2 separate regions of the Homo sapiens genome follow, and region 1 is linked to region 2. Evidence: read pairs that join two places in POLR2A ChIA-PET (ENCODE). Cell type or tissue: Panc1. All regions are shown on one strand. Links, peaks and the distances in the headings refer to the core of each region. The heading gives the core; the rest is flanking DNA.

Region 1 (2,917 bases), core at 266-2,765, 110 kb before region 2:
ATGCAATTCACAAATGAATACAAAAAGATTATTTGACAATCCAAAAAAAAAGGCTTTAAATAAGACTCCCTTCCCTGAGGGTTAGCACTAAGAAGACAAACCTTCAAGCACAACCAAAGGATGCCATATTTGGGGGGTGGGGGTTCACCTTCATTCTTTTAAATCAATCAGAAATTAGCCAAAAGCTTTAGATTGTAAAAGTGAGTGGGAGGAGAATAACGAGAACTGTCCTGGGCTTGGGTAACTTTCCCATAAGGCCAAAACCTAGATCCTGACCACTTGTGGTCAGAATTAGCAATGCAACATTTCCTATAAGAAGCTGAGTTGTTAACTTTGTTAAACTTGTTCGCAAATTCCTTAAGGGGCTTCCATTAGTTACATTATTATCCATCACCAATATTTATCACAGAACATCTGAAACTTAGGCTTTCTAATGGCAGAAAACATTTTACATACAGGGGGAAATGTCATTAATAGAAATGAGAAAGCAACTTGTAAAACACCCCAGTGTGTAAGACAGGATAACAAAGGATACTGAAGTTAGCTGCCATCTGGATACCTGTTCACATGATACCTATAACTAAACAGCAACTTACCTGATGCTACTGTGCATTGGGTTGGAGACAAGGTATACATGATAAATTCCTACTATAATTAATAAATGTTCAAATGAAAATATACAAATAGATTGGGTGCGGTGGCTCACACCTGTAATCTCAGCACTTTGGGAGGCCAAGGTAGGCGAATCACAAGGTCAGGAGCTCAAGACCAGACTGGCCAGCATGGTGAAACCCCGTCTCTACTAAAAATACAAAAAATTAGCTGGGCGTGGTGATGCGTGCCTGTAATCCCAGCTACTGGGGAGGCTGAGGCAGGAGAATGGCTCGAACCCAGGAGGTGGAGGTTGCAGTGAGCCGAGATCGTGCCACTGCATTCCAGCCTGGGTGACAGAGCAAGGCTCCGTCTCAAAAAAAAAAAAAAAGAAAAAAAGAAAAGAAAATATACAAATAACTATGTTACTGTTGATGTACATTAAGTATGAGTTGAATGCTAGAAGATCATCTGGGTTCTCCAAGCTATGCCATCAAGAAATAGACACTCTGATACAGAAGGCAACTTCTGAATTTAACAGTGCTGTGCGATATATCAAGGGGAAATTTGGGACAAGGATGCCTGGCAGTTCCACAAGCCTAGGAAAAGTGCCTCAAACAATCTTTAACACCTTTAGGTAGAAATAGAATCAGTACAATATTTGTATCCAATGTCTTTGATCATTTTGATAATCTTATTTTTAAAAGATGGGATGTTTTCCTCCTCTAGAATTAGAATTTACCCTACACTCTGGACATAAGAACCAAGGCAACTAAGTTATCTGCTGGCCAACTAATAGACTGTAAGCCATCCTGGAGCAAGGACCATGTCTCTCTGATTCATTTTGATTTCCCCAATATAGTACTTGATATACATGGTTGGTATTTAGTAATTGTGTATTGAATACAATTTTTATAGACCTCCATGTTACAAAAAGGACCTAAATTGGGGGAAATGGATGGTAGGTCAGTTATTTCCTTCAGGATATTTTTAACACTGTGGAGGTCATTAATCTGAATCCTTATTACAGGAATAATGGGAGTGAATCACACTTTATAGAAACCATGACGGAGGTTTTGACTCATCATTGGTGCTAATCAAGGTAAACATAATAGCAAGTTGTGCCACCCTCATAAACATCGTGACAAGTTTGTAAAATAGAGCTAACACTTTATTGCAGCAATTTCAAAGAGAAGAATTACATGAAATATGATGATGCTAAGATGAGCTAAAATTCCAAAGAAAGGATCTTCTCTAAGCAAACTAACCTTTCTTTTAATTATATCTCAAGAAAGAAGCTGAGTATAAACGAAAAGCACATTTGTCAACAATTCACTCATTCAGTTACCATGTATGCCACTAACTACAATCCAGAAAGATTTATGATTGTGCCAAAACAAGATGATGAGGTTCTATACCCAGAATGTAGATTAATGTTAGAAGGATGACTCAGGACTTATGGCATCAGTCTGATAGACGTTGAACCTTTCTTTCTTTCTTTCTTTCTTTCTTTCTTTTTTTCATCTCTGTGAGTTCTTCAACTACAGGACAGAATGCCAACTCAGGAAGATAATTCAGTAAACACAGCCACCTTTGACTACAGACTATTTTTTATCCAAGATGTATTTCCATGTAGCAAAGTAAATTTAGCAAATGAAAATATAGTCTTGACTTGCTATGGATGTCCCCTATCTCTGCCAAAAATGACAAGCTGCTTGCTCAAAAGCTGTCACTAATTAGCAGCTGCTGCTGTAAAGAAAACCAAAGTAAGTGCCAATAAAAGCATATTGAACTCAAAGAGGGCCCTATGACAAGAGATGGGAAATGCAAGAATCTATTTGTGACTAGTAAACTTACATAAATACTAGCAATCTAAATTTGGGAGATGTAGGGGCAGGGCAATAATGGCAATACATATCCATTCATATTTAAACAGGAAGGACTGAAAGAGTCTCCTAACATCCTGAAAGTCAGAAATACCAAGGTATTGGTGTTGCTGAATTCCATCACAACCATTTCCACCTTTCCAATAGGAGCCAGTCTTGGTTTTGGATGATGATGATTATTTTTAGAGACAGGGTCTTGTTCTGTGGCCCAGACTGGAGAGCAGTGGCATGAACACAACTCATTGCAGCCTGTGACTCCTGGCCTCAAGTCATCTTGCCACCTTTGCCTCCCAAAGTGCTGGGATTACAGGCGTGAGTCACCGCGCCTGGCCTGGTTTTGGATAATTTCTCATTGTCAATACTTCTGTCTCTGGCACTTTAACAACTGCATTTGTAGACATTGTAAAAATAAATTTTAAAAATAACTTTCATATTCTATG
Region 2 (2,917 bases), core at 181-2,680:
TTCCCTGCTAAGTAAAATACATGCATTTCAATGCACACTCTTATCATATCGGGAGGGAAGGAGTCAGTGATGCTGTGATTTGGCATGTTAATTTAAGGAGAGAAGGGAGGTCAGGAGAGCTGGGTGGTGACCTGATCAAATATCTCCATACGTATTTCACCTAGGATGGCTCTAGGTCCTAAAAAGAGTAAAAGGTGAAAACACTAAGTGATATTCAAAACAAAAGAAAAAGATGAAAAATAAGAACCTTGGTTAAAGAGCAGTCGAAATAAGTAATGATTATAGCTATGATTTATATAGCACTTTTTACAAGAAGCCAGGCGCTGTTTTAAACACTTGACATACTTATTTGCTCATTTCATAATTGTAACAACCCTATCAGATAGGTACTATTTTTATCCCACTTTACAGAGGAGAAACTGAGGCACAGAATTTTAAGTGATTTGGCCGGGTGCGGTGGCTCACGCCTGTAATCCCAACACTTTGAGAGGCTGAGGCGGGTGGATCACGAGGACAGGAGATCGAGACCATCCTGGCTAACACGGTGAAACCCCGTCTCTACTAAAAATACAAAAAATTAGCCAGGTGTAGTGGCGGGCACCTGCAGTCCCAGCTACTTGGGAGGCTGAGGCAGGAGAATGGTGTGAACCTGGGAGGCAGAGCTTGCAGTGAGCCGAGATCGCGCCACTGCACTCCAGCCTGGGCGGCAGAGCAAGACTCCGTCTCAAAAAAAAAAAAAAAAAAAAAAGATTTTTAAGTGATTTATCCAAAGTCACAACACAGGTAGTAAAGGCATGGAGCTGGAATCATAACGCACAGTCTGTTTTCGGAATGTCTGTTCTTCACCACTATAGGAGTCTTGTTTTTTCTTTTTTTTAAATTAGAGATGGCGTCTGGCCATCTTGCCCAGGCTGGTCTCGAACTCCTAGGCTCAAGCGATCCTCCAGCCTCAGCCTCCAAAAGTGCTGGGATTACAGATGTGACCCACCGTACCCAGCTACTACAGGAGTATTAGAAAGTGGGAATTTTGGCCAGGCTCAGTGGCTCACGCCTGTAATCCCAGCACTTTGGGAGGCTGAGGCAGGTGGATCACCTGAGGTCGGGAGTTCGAGACCAGCCTGACCAACATGGAAAAACCTCATCTCTACTAAAAATACAGAATTAGCTGGCCATGGTGGCACATGCCTGTAATCCCAGCTACTCAGGAGGCTAAGGCAGGGGAATTGCTTGAACCTGGGAGGCAGAGGTGGCAGTGAGCCAAGATTGTGTCATTGCATTCCAGCCTAGGCAACAAGAGCAAAACTCCATCTCAAAAAAAAAAAAAGAATTTTAGTTGATTTTTAAGTAACCCACAAACCAACCATTGTAACTAGCCAATGTGATCTTATGGTATTTTAATAGACATACTAGTACTTGGATTTTGAAGGATCTAGTAGTCTAGCTGTAACAGACCCACATCTGGATGCTATTCTAATTCTGTGTATCAAAATTGAAATGGAACACTAAAACAACCAAACACATCCAGGGAGGGACAACCAGGGTGTGAGGAGTTGAAGACCTTGAATATTTTGCTCAGCAAGAAGATGCAGGCAACAGGAGTGAGGTTAGGAGAGAAAAACATGAATTACAGAAGAGTGGCCCCTCAAATACCTGGAAATCTGTACGAGAAAGGATAAATCACTCTAGGACTAGAACCTGTCTCCTCACAACATCTTCTCCCAAATTCTTCCCCATGAAGTAATACAGAGGTCTCCACCCTGGCTGACACTAAAAAATATATACAGCAAGAAAGATGCCTGGGAACCAAACCAGTGCCAAATTGGAACCTCTGACAGTGGGACCAGGTTTCAAATTTCGAAAGCTACGGCTGGGCACGGTGGCTCACACCTGTAATCCCAGCACTCTGGGGGGCCTAGGTGGGTGGATCAGCTGACGTCAGGAGTTCAAAACCAGCCTGACCAACACTGTGAAAGCCCACCTCTACTAAAAAATACAAAAACATTAGCAGGCATGGTGGTGGATGCCTGTAATTTCAGCTACTTGGGAGGCTGAGGCAGGAGAATCTCTTGAACCCGGGAGGCGGAGGTTGCAGTGAGCTGAGATCACGCCATTGCACTCCAGCCTGGGCAACAAGAGCAAAACTCTGTCAAAAAAAAAAAAAAATTCCTCAGATGATGCTAAAGTGAGGCCAAAGAATAATAATAAATTTTTTCGTGATCATTAATAAATATAACGAGAACCTCGAAATCAGAGCAGAGATCAGGGCTCAACTCTGAATACGCCTCAGAATCTCCTGAGGAGCTCTACAAAGCCAGGTGCCAGTTCTTAGCCCAGAACTAGCAAATAATAATCTCCAGGGTTCTAATGAAGCAGTACACTGTAGAGACTGTACAAGGAGACCACGGCAGAAGAGGAGGCTGGAGAAGGCTCTCCTGTCAAGATATCTGCACTTTCTTCCAAGGGCAATGGGGTAAGTCTTTGAAAAGCTTTAAACAGACAAGTGATAGTTTGATTTACATTTCAAAAAGATCCCTCAGGCTGCAATAATCCTGGTGGGAGGTCGTGGCTGCCCAATTTAGGTAGCAGCATTGTAAGTGTTTTGAGGCAGACATCCATCTTCTGTGACATTACAGAGCTACATGTGATGGGACTTGGTGACTGACTGAAGGGCAAAGGTGACTCAGAGAAAGGGAGGAGTAAGTGACAACCTCCCAGGTTCCTGTGGCATTTGGTATTCAGATGGCGGTCACATGCTCAGCATGGTAAATGTCATGGCAGGAGTGCCAACATTGAGAGGGCAATTGGGCCACACAGTCTCTAAAAACTGTTTGTTCTATAAATTACTGTCAAGCTCGATTCCCTCAAGACATTACAGCCACAGCAACTCAAAATAATACTGTAGGAAAAGCAAGTAGAT

Evidence for each region. Peaks named below come from ENCODE experiments on the same cell type or tissue, not always from the same donor. Only the 100,000 strongest peaks of a DNase experiment are listed, where the experiment ranks them.
Region 1: POLR2A ChIA-PET joins it to region 2 with 5 read pairs; 3 of 35 experiments call an interaction of 5 or more read pairs at or near these places.

What each region holds. Positions count from the first base shown.
Region 1 is chr17:42,251,032-42,253,948 of GRCh38, forward strand. The region is part of intron 1 of STAT5B (signal transducer and activator of transcription 5B); the gene reads right to left. Among named protein-coding and RNA genes, the nearest start is that of STAT5B, 24 kb to the right of the region's middle. In Panc1, for the core only: no CTCF peak of the experiment used is centred there; a DNase peak (open chromatin) is centred at 1,790; H3K4me3 peaks cover 185 bases; H3K27ac peaks cover 2,500 bases.
Region 2 is chr17:42,359,334-42,362,250 of GRCh38, forward strand. The region is part of intron 1 of STAT3 (signal transducer and activator of transcription 3); the gene reads right to left. Among named protein-coding and RNA genes, the nearest start is that of STAT3, 28 kb to the right of the region's middle. In Panc1, for the core only: no CTCF peak of the experiment used is centred there; no DNase peak of the experiment used is centred there.